Linked DNA regions of Homo sapiens: region 1 is linked to region 2. Evidence: chromatin loops called from intact Hi-C (ENCODE). Cell type or tissue: GM12878. All regions are shown on one strand. Each heading gives the region's core, and the rest is flanking DNA. Links, peaks and the distances in the headings are about the cores only.

Region 1 (2,500 bases), core at 1-2,500, 95 kb before region 2:
CAAGGTTCAGGTGATGCACACACCTTAGCCTCCCAAAATGCTAGGATTACAGGGGTGAGCCACAATGCCTGTCCTATAGATTTCTTTTTCACTGGAATCTTTTGCTGGAGAATTATCATAGTTGTTTTGGAAGTGTCATGTTTCCTTGCTTTTTCATGTTTCTTATGTCTTTAAGTTGATACCTGCACATTTGGTGAAACAGTTACTTCTTTCAGATTTTTAGATTGGCTTTCATAGGAAAAGACTTTTGCCTGTAGTTGTATCTATAATATTGATTGGGTAGGGTGCTTTAGCTTTGATTCCGGGTGTGTGCAATAGTATAGTCTCTGCATGATTTCTTTGGGTGTAATCAGTGTCAGTGATGTTTGTGAGTTCCTTAGTGACTTACGCTATGGTTGGTACTAGAGGGTATGATAGGTCTTTACTTGGGATGGGGACTCCAGGCAGGCCTGTTCTTGGGCCCCACTGGTGGTGATGGCATGCCAAATACATCCATTTTTGGTTCCCTTGGCAGTGTACACAGATACTAGTGTTATCAGGTCCAGGCAGACCAATTCTTGGGCCTCCAGGTGGCTTGCTCAGGTACCAGCAGTGACAGCAATGGGATGGGCAGGCAGGTGGTTTCATGAGTCCCTGGGCAGTATGCGTGGTGTTGGTGATGGCAGTAGCAGTGGCGGGTCAACCGTCAGGCCCCCAGGCAGCAAGCACAGGCGGCAGTGGTGGTGGCAATGGACTGGGCTGGCCAGTCCCCCCAGAGCACATTTAGGGGGGTCCTGGCGGTGATGGTGGTGGTGATGATAGGCTAGTCAGGCCCGTCCTCAAGCCCTGGGGAGGAGTGTGTGGATGCCGGCAGTAGTGGCCAGTGGGGTGAACCTCAGGACCTCAAACGGTATGCTCAGGCACCCGCAGTATGTTGGCTGGGCCTGTTATCAGGCCCCTTGATGGCTGAGTGTGTGCACCTGCCCACAGCAACAGACAGAATGAGGCTATTCCTGGGCCCCTAGATGGCGCTCTCAGACACTGGTGTGGTAGAGTGGTGCAGAGCAGGGTGGGCCTGATCTTAGCCTCCTGATGGTGTGCCTAAAGTTGTGGTGGGCAGGGCAGGGCTATCCCTTTGCCCTTGGTTAGTGTGCTCAGGTACCAGTGGCCCACAGGCTGGACCTGCTGTTAAGCTCCCTTATGGTGTGTGTGTGTGTGTGCCCCAGAAGCAGCTGGCGGGGCAGGTCAATCCCCAGGCCCTGGACAGTATGATTGGGCACTGGCGATGGTCTGTTGTCTTGGTGGTCTGTTGTCTTGATGTGCTCACACACCCACCATGACAGATAGGGCAGGGTGATTATCAGGATCCCAGGACAGCATCTGGGTGGGCCTGTCCCTAGGCACACTAAAGGCACATGCCAGTGCGCAGTAGCCTTGCTGCTGGGTGGCCCCAGGGAAATGGCTCTCAGGCTCTGAGGAGTGTGCGCTTCAGCTCCCTCTGTCCCACGGGCAGCCTCCCTGGTGCACTGCACTGCTGGTTCCTTGGGGTGTAGGACACTGTGTAGGCTAGAGTGCCGGGGACCTGGTTTTACTATTGGGTTCAGTCAGTGTTGTGCCACTGCAGCTCTCCAGGTGGATGCAGTGGGGATGTCAGCAAGGCTCCAGGGATGTGGAGATGTAGGGGCTTTTGGGCCCTAGGGAAGGATACAGTCTGGTGGGGGTTGAATTCTCAAAATGGTGCTATGCTGCGGTGTCTTGGGCCTTGGGGGTATGTGAGGTACCCAGTGCTATCTCTCTGGAATTAATGTTGTATGGACTCCAGACAGCTCCCTATACTAGTCTTAGGGCCTGCAGGGGCCAAGGGGCTCTCCTGTGGTTAGTACTGCAGGATTCTGCAGTAGAAATGTGGGATCTCTCATTTACATTTTCCCTGCTTCCCTTTCTTCCCATGCCTCAGTTGTTCCCTGTCACTGTTCTGCTGAATTCCACTGTTTTTTCTTGGATGCTGTCTTTGACATGTGATTATCTACCCACTGTTTAGTCCTTCTTTGTGGAGGAGGCAGGTGCCAGGTGCCCCTAGTCAGCCATCTTGAAGCCCCCTCCCCATCTCACTTTCTTGATGATGTTCTTTGAAGCACAGAAATTTTAAATTTGGCAAAATCTAATTTACCTATTTTTTTTTCCTTTGGTTGCTTTGGTTTTAGTTTTATATTTTAGAAACTGTTGTCTAATATAAAAGTATAAAGATTTATGCTTGCCTTTCTCCTAAGAGTTTTCCACCTTCATTCTTTTGTATGTATATATCCAGTTGTTTTAAGCACCATTTGTTGAAAATGCTTGAATGGTGTTGGAATCTGTGTCAGAAATCAGTTGACTGTAATATGTAGATTTCTTTCTGAACTCTCAATTCTGTTTCATTGATCTTTGTCTGTCCTTAGGCCACTACTACACTGTCTTGATTATTATAGCTTTGTAAGAAATTTTGAAATCAGAAAGTATGAGTCTTCCAACCTTGTTCTTC
Region 2 (7,404 bases), core at 1,421-3,920:
AGGCCGAGGACTCCAGAGAGCAGCTGGCCGTGTCAGCCCCACTCTGCCAGCTGAGCAAGAGATTACGATGCCCTGGAGCCCCTCAGGCATCTCCCGGATGATCCTTTCCCCTGGGCTCAACTCACGTTTCTCATTTGACTCTGTCTTCCCCCAGAAGGAAGATGTCACCCAGGAACCCTAACTGGAAACCGGACAGTTACCAGGGCACCCAAAACCCAATATTTGGTTATTACTTCATCCTTGACCTTCATTCCATTCATTCCCAGCTGCAGACAGTAGGATTTCTAAGGAAGAGTTAAGAGGGTAGAGGTGGTGGACTGTCTCTCTGTGATTGTTGTTTTCCAGGAACTCAGCTTGTTGCCAGGGAGATGTCACACACTAGAATGTTCCCACTGACCAGCAAGGGAACTCTGGAATGACTCATGTGAGGACCTGCCCCAGGAAAGGGAGGGTTATGGCCTAAAACCACACCACCCCCCTCATTGTATCAAACTCCATCCTTTTCAATGACAACTTCAGCCCCTCCCCTTCCCCCACCAGGAAGCCTTCCTAGATGAACCAGAAGCACTGTCTACCCCAAGCCACCCTCACACCTCCAACACTTCATTTGCATATGTGGTTAGCTTTTTAATGATATCAGAGCAATCTGTGAACAGCTTCAGCAGGGGGCCCTCTGGCAGAATTGAATAAATTGGACGGTTAAAGACCTGATTGAGGCCAGGTTTGTTGGCTCACTCCTGCAATCCCAGCGCTTTGGGAGGCCTAGGAGGGAGGATTGATTGAGCACAGGAGTTTGAGATCAGCTCCAGGCAACATGATGAGATCCCCATCTCTAAAATATAAAATAAAAATTAGCCAGGTGTGGTGGCAGGCACCTGTAGTCCCAACTACTCAGAAGACTGAGGTGGGAGGATCGCTTGAACCCCAGAGTTCGAGCCTGCTATGAGCCATGATTGTGCCACTGCACTCCAGCCTGGGCAACAGAGTGAGACCCTGTCTCAAAAATTAAAAAAATATATATATGACTGAGAGCCAGCTTGGTAAAGCCTTCAGAGCCAATGTGCCCTGCAGTCCGTCAACACACATGGAATGATTGCGCACTGGGGAACTGCAGTGCAAGACAGAGATGTGGAAGAAAGACTTGACTCTCAGAGATAGAAAAGTCAGGAAAGACACAAATAAAAACCCCAAAGAACTCCCAGACACAGACCTCTACAAACTGACTTGTTAACCTTTTGGGCCCGATCACAGCAGAAGCAAGGGCTCCACACCATACGAACCTGGGTCAAGGCTAAGGTGCCGGGGCCGGCTTCTTCTCCTCTGCTCAAGCAGGCTTTATATGGAGCACACTCTCTCCAGGACACAAAACAAGAACCATGCCCCTTCCACCCTGGCCCCCCTTACCCTCTCAGAAGGGGCTCCCTGGCCTAGCAGAGAGCAAAAGGCTACAGGTCTCACCACTGAAAGCTGGGCACCACCCGCCCCAAAGCAGAGAAGTGGAGGAGAGGACACTAGGTAGCTGCGCTAGCAGGGTTGTGCATGAAGCCAGCACCTGAGAGAAGACAGGAGGGAGGCAGAATTGAAGCCAGAGGCGGTGGTTTTTGGTGGTCACTATGGCCCACTCTAATTACTATGCACCAGGCGAGAGTCTGTGCTGGGTGCTCCTGAACATACAGATATGCAAGACACGGCCCTTGGGGGTGGGATGTCCTATAGGAGAAATTAGCCAAAAACGCAAGGCTGCCTGCATTGAATGCCAAATGATGGACACACACCATAAGTGTCAGAGGAAAAGAAATAATATTTACTGAGTACTTACTATGTGTTAAAGCACCTGTAAATGGTTTAGATGTATTTAATTTTTCCAACAGCCCATGAAGTGATTACTGGTATTATTTCCACTTTATGGATGAGAAAATTGAGGCTCAAAGAGTCTTAAAACACTTGCTTGGTGTCACACAATTTTTCATGGTAGATTCAGATTTTCAACTCAAAATTCTACCTCTCCAAGTGCGCGCGCGCGGACCCACGCACATGCATGGTTTTCTTGATGGGAGAGGATTTTGGGAAAGAGAGGTGACACCAGGCACGGGACTCTGGCTCCTACGCATAACTTATTTTTGACACATAGAGGGAACTTCGACGGCTACGTTTTCAAGCAGAGGGATGTCTTCTAACGAAGAGTTCATTTTTGATGTTTAGTTGTGCAGTCGTTAAGTCTGCGAGTTGCGATCCTGCTTCAGTTGTGCTGTGGGAGCGCAGTGGCCCAGGACTGGCTGGCCCGGCTGGGGAGGAGCCCAGGGAAAGAGGAAGGGAGGGCAGGGGAGGGGAGAAGCAGCTGTCCCCGGGCTGCCTGGGAGTCACTGGGGAGTCCTAGCCCGCCCTTGGGCCTAGGGCTCCCTGATGCGGCCTCCACTCTTCGCAGGGCCAGGGGGCGAGGAAGGAGGAGGGAGGGAAGAGGGAAGCTGGGGAGTGGGAGAGCGTCCTCCACGACCGCTTGGGTCCTCCGCGGGGCAGCCTCGGGGAGGGTGGCTGCAGGGCCCGGAGTCGCCTGGATCGCAGCGCCATCTCGTGGCTGCTGGCAGGTCTGCCTTGGGCCCTCTTGGCACAAGGCAAGGAAACAGGAGCTCTTCCCATCAGTGACAGGTGCCCGCCGGCCCGCAGTGAGTCCCAGGGGGCTTTCTCCTGCGTCAGGGAGCCAGGAGGGGAAGGGGGCATGGGTGCTGGGACCAGATTTCCCTGACTCTGTGCTCCTGGGTAAGGACTGATTGTCAAGAGTGGGCTTCCAGTTCTACCCCAGGCCCTGAGGGTCTTGTCCTTTTGCTGGGAGCCCCCACCGTTCTCCCCTACTCCCTCCTGTCTTCTCAAACGATAGCATAATGGAAGAAATCATCCTTAGAGTATGCAGGCCAGAACCCTGCCCCGTTGCGTAAGAGCTGTTGTCCCCGCGTCTCTCTGAGCCTCAACGGTTTTATCTGTTAAAGGGCATAATAACACCAGGAGAAGAATATATTGTAAAGCCTCTAGCACAGTGCCTTCAAGTAGTAGGAACTTAATCCATCCTTGAAGGCGACATCATTGTCAGTGGTTACAACAGGTCTCAATGTTGCGGAAGCTCATGCTTAGCAGATGGTAGGTGCCCTGGGAATATTGCAAACTAGTAGCGATGTCTTCTTAGCTCCAGCCCGAGAATGGGACAGTCCTAGTGCTAGATGTTTGCCTAGTTTCATAGATGATAACAATCCAGCTGGTCTTGCAAACCTAGTAAAAATAGCTGTCTATTCTACCCATCAGCCCAGGAGAATGCTCCAGTGTCACCAGTGACTCCTGCTCCCACATCTGCCTACAGGAAGCCCTCTTGGAACAAAAGCATCTCACTTCTGGGAGGCATCAAGGTAGTGAGGGGAGAGGGCAGTGGTGTGGGTTACACAGACCTGGGGCTCCCTTACCAGGTGAGGACCTGGAGCAGGCCACTAACCTCTCCAAACCCCATGTTTGTCATCTGTAAATCAGGGATATTATTATACTTCCCACCTCTTTAGGCTTGTATGGAATTGAATGAGATTATTAATGTAAAACACTTAGCACGGTGGTTTTAGTGTGCATCAGCATCACCTGAGGATTTATTAAAATATGAGTTGCTGGGCCCCACCTCAAGTTTCTCAAGCTGTAGGACCGTGGTGTGGCTCAATAATTTATTTGCACTTCTAATTTGCATCTCGGGGGATGTTGGTGCAATCTGTCCAGGAACCAGGCTTTGAGAAGGACTAATCTGGCACATACTAGATCTGCAATGAATTTTTTTATTATACTTTAAGTTTTAGGGTACACGTGCACAACGTGCAGGTTTGTTACATATGTATACATGTGCCATGTTGGTTTGTTGCACCCAGTAACTCATCATTTAACATTAGGTATATCTCCAAATGCTATCCCTCCCCCCTCCCCCCACCCCACAATAGGCCCCAGTGTGTGATGTTCCCCTTCCTGTGTCCACGTGTTCTCATTGTTCAATTCCCACCTATGAGTGAGAACATGCGGTGTTTGGTTTTTTGTCCTTGCGATAGTTTGCTGAGAATGATGGTTTCCAGCTTCATCCATGTCCCTACAAAGGACATGAACTCATCATTTTTTTATGGCTGCATAGTATTCCATGGTGTATATGTGCCACATTTTCTTAATCCATTCTGTTATTGTTGGACATTTGGGTTGGTTCCAAGTCTTTGCTATTGTGAATAGTGCCGCAATAAACATACGTGTGCATGTGTCTTTATAGCAGCATGATTTATAATCCTTTGGGTATATACCCAGTAATGGGATGGCTGGGTCAAATGGTATTTCTAGTTCTAGATCCCTGAGGAATTGCCACACTGACTTCCACGATGGTTGAACTAGTTTACAGTCCCACCAACAGTGTAAGTGTTCCTATTTCTCCACATCCTCTCCAGCACCTGTTGTTTCCTGACTTTTTAATGATCGCCATTCTAACTGGTGTGAGATGGTATCTCACTGTGGTTTTGATTTGCATTTCTCTGATGGCCAGTGATGATGAGCATTTTTTCATGTGTCTGTTGGCTGCATAAATGTCTTCTTTTGAGAAGTGTCTATTCATATCCTTCACCCACTTTTTGATGGGGTTGTTTTTTTCTTGTAAATTTGTGTGAGTTCGTTGTAGATTCTGGATATTCGCCCTTTGTCAGATGAGTAGATTGCAAAAATTTTCTCCCATTCTGTAGGTTGCCTGTTCACTCTGATGGTAGTTTCTTTTGCTGTGCAGAAGCTCTTTAGTTTAATTAGATCCCATTTGTCAATTTTGGCTTTTGTTGCTATTGCTTTTGGTGTTTTAGACATGAAGTCTTTGCCCACGCCTATGTCCTGAATGGTATTGCCTAGGTTTTCTTCTAGGGTTTTTACGGTTTTAGGTCTAACATTTAAGTCTTTAATCCATCTTGAATTAATTTTTGTATAAGGTATAAGGAAGGGATCCAGTTTCAGCTTTCTATATATGGCTAGCCAGTTTTGCCAGCATCATTTGTTAAATAGGGAATCGTTTCCCCGTTTCTTGTTTTTGTCAGGTTTGTCAAAGATCAGATGGTTGTAGATATGCAGCATTATTTCTGAGGGCTCTGTTCTGTTCCATTGATCTATATCTCTGTTTTGGTACCAGTACCATGCTGTTTTGGTTACTGTAGCCTTGTAGTATAGTTTGAAGTCAGGTAGCGTGATGTCTCCAGCTTTGTTCTTTTGGCTTAGGATTGACTTGGCAATGCGGGCTTTTTTTTGGTTCCATATGAACTTTAAAGTAGTTTTTTCCAATTCTGTGAAGAAAGTCATTGGTAGCTTGATGGGGATGGCATTGAATCTATAAATTACCTTGGGCAGTATGGCCATTTTCATGATATTGATTCTTCCTACTGATGAGCATGGAATGTTCTTCCATTTGTTTGTATCCTTTTTTATTTCATTGAGGAGTGGTTTGTAGTTCTCCTTAAAGAGGTCCTTCACATCCCTTGTAAGTTGGATTCCTAGATATTTTATTCTCTTTGAAGCAGTTGTGAATGGGAATTCACTCATGATTTGGCTCTCTGTTTGTCTGTTTTTGGTGTATAAGAATGCTTGTGATTTTTGCACATTGATTTTGTATCCTGAGACGTTGCTGAAGTTGCCTATCAGATTAAGGAGATTTTGGGCTGAGACAATAGGGTTTTCCAGATATACAATCATGTCATCTGCAAACAGGGACAATTTGACTTCCTCTTTTCCTCATTGAATACCCTTTATTTCCTTCTCCTGCCTGATTGCCCTGGCCAGAACTTCCAACACTATGTTGAATAGGAGTGGTGAGAGAGGGCATCCCTCTCTTGTGCCAGTTTTCAAAGGGAATCCTTCCAGTTTTTGCCCATTCAGTATGATATTGGCTGTGGGTCTGTCATAGATAGCTCTTATTGTTTTGAGATACGTCCCATCAATACCTAATTTATTGAGAGTTTTTAGCATGAAGGGTTGTTGAATTTTGTCAAAGGCCTTTTCTGCATCTATTGAGATACTCATATGGTTTTTGTCATTGGTTCTGTTTATATGCTGGATTATGTTTATTGATTTGCATATGTTGAACCAGCCTTGCATCCCAGGGATGAAGCCCACTTGATCATGGTGGATAAGTTTTTGATGTGTTGCTGGATTCGGTTTGCCAGTGTTTTACTGAGGATTTTTGCATCGATGTTCATCAGGGATATTGGTCTAAAATTCTCTTTTGTTGTTGTGTCTCTGCCAGGCTTTGGTATCAGGATGATGCTGGCCTCATAAAATGAGTTAGGGAGGATTCCCTCTTTTTCTATTGATTGGAATAGTTTCAGAAGGAATGGTACCAGCTCCTCCTTGTACCTCTGGTAGAATTCAGCTGTGAATCCATCTGGTCCTGGACTTTTTTTGGTTGGTAAGCTATTAATTATTGCCTCAATTTCAGAGTCTGTTATTGGTCTATTCAGAGATTCAAGTTCTTCCTGGTTTAGTCTTGGGAGGGTGTATGTGTTGAGGAATTTATCCATTTCTTCTAGATTTTCTAGTTTATTTGCGTAGAGGTGTTTATAGTATTCTCTGATGGTAGTTTGTATTTCTGTGAGATCGGTGGTGATATCCCCTTCATCATTTTTTATTGAGTCTATTTGATTCTTCTCTCTTTTCTTCTTCATTAATCTTGCTAGCAGTCTATCAATTTTGTTGATCTTTTCAAAAAACCAGCTCCTGGATTCATTGATTTTTTGAAGGGTTTTTTTGTGTCTCTATTTCCTTCAGTTCTGCTCTGATCTTAGTTATTTCTTGCCTTCTGCTAGCTTTTGAATGTGTTTGCTGTTGCTTCTCTAGTTATTTTAATTGTGATGTTAGGATGTCAATTTTAGATCTTTCCTGCTTTCTCTTGTGGGCATTTAGTGCTATAAATTTCCCTCTACACACTGCTTTGAATGTGTCCCAGAGATTCTGGTATGCTGTGTCTTTGTTCTCATTGGTTTCAAAGAACATCTTTATTTCTTCCTTCATTTCATTATGTACCCAGTAGTCATTCAGGAGCAGGTTGTTCAGTTTCCATGTAGTTGGGCGGTTTTGAGTGAGTTTCTTAATCCTGAGTTCTAGTTTGATTGCACTGTGGTCTGAGAGACAATTTGTTATAATTTCTGTTCTTTTACATTTGCTGAGGAGTGCTTTACTTCCAACTATGTGGTCAATTTTGGAATAAGTGTGGTGTGGTGCTGAGAAGAATGTATATTCTGTTGATTTGGGGTGGAGAGTTCTGTAGATGTCTATTAGGTCTGCTTGGTGCAGAGCTGAGTTCAATTCCTGGATATCCTTGTTAACTTTCTGTCTCGTTGATCTGTCTAATGTTGACAGTGGGGTGTTAAAGTCTCC

What was found. Peaks named below come from ENCODE experiments on the same cell type or tissue, not always from the same donor. Only the 100,000 strongest peaks of a DNase experiment are listed, where the experiment ranks them.
Region 1: it touches region 2 in a loop (7-fold over the local background); 14 of 110 quality-filtered maps call a loop at or near these places.

Annotation. Positions count from the first base shown.
Region 1 is chr1:212,758,842-212,761,341 of GRCh38, reverse strand. The region is part of intron 4 of NSL1 (NSL1 component of MIS12 kinetochore complex); the gene reads left to right. Among named protein-coding and RNA genes, the nearest start is that of NSL1, 32 kb to the left of the region's middle. RefSeq lists enhancers at 240-1,088, 1,089-1,938. In GM12878, for the core only: a CTCF peak has its summit at 997 (motif pointing right); no DNase peak of the experiment used is centred there.
Region 2 is chr1:212,660,578-212,667,981 of GRCh38, reverse strand. LINC02773 (long intergenic non-protein coding RNA 2773) reads left to right here and starts at 2,337. Exons shown (of 4, transcript NR_183483.1): 1 at 2,337-2,663; 2 at 3,295-3,395. RefSeq lists silencers at 498-717, 2,273-2,582. In GM12878, for the core only: a CTCF peak has its summit at 2,564 (motif pointing left); no DNase peak of the experiment used is centred there; H3K4me3 peaks cover 685 bases; H3K27ac peaks cover 206 bases.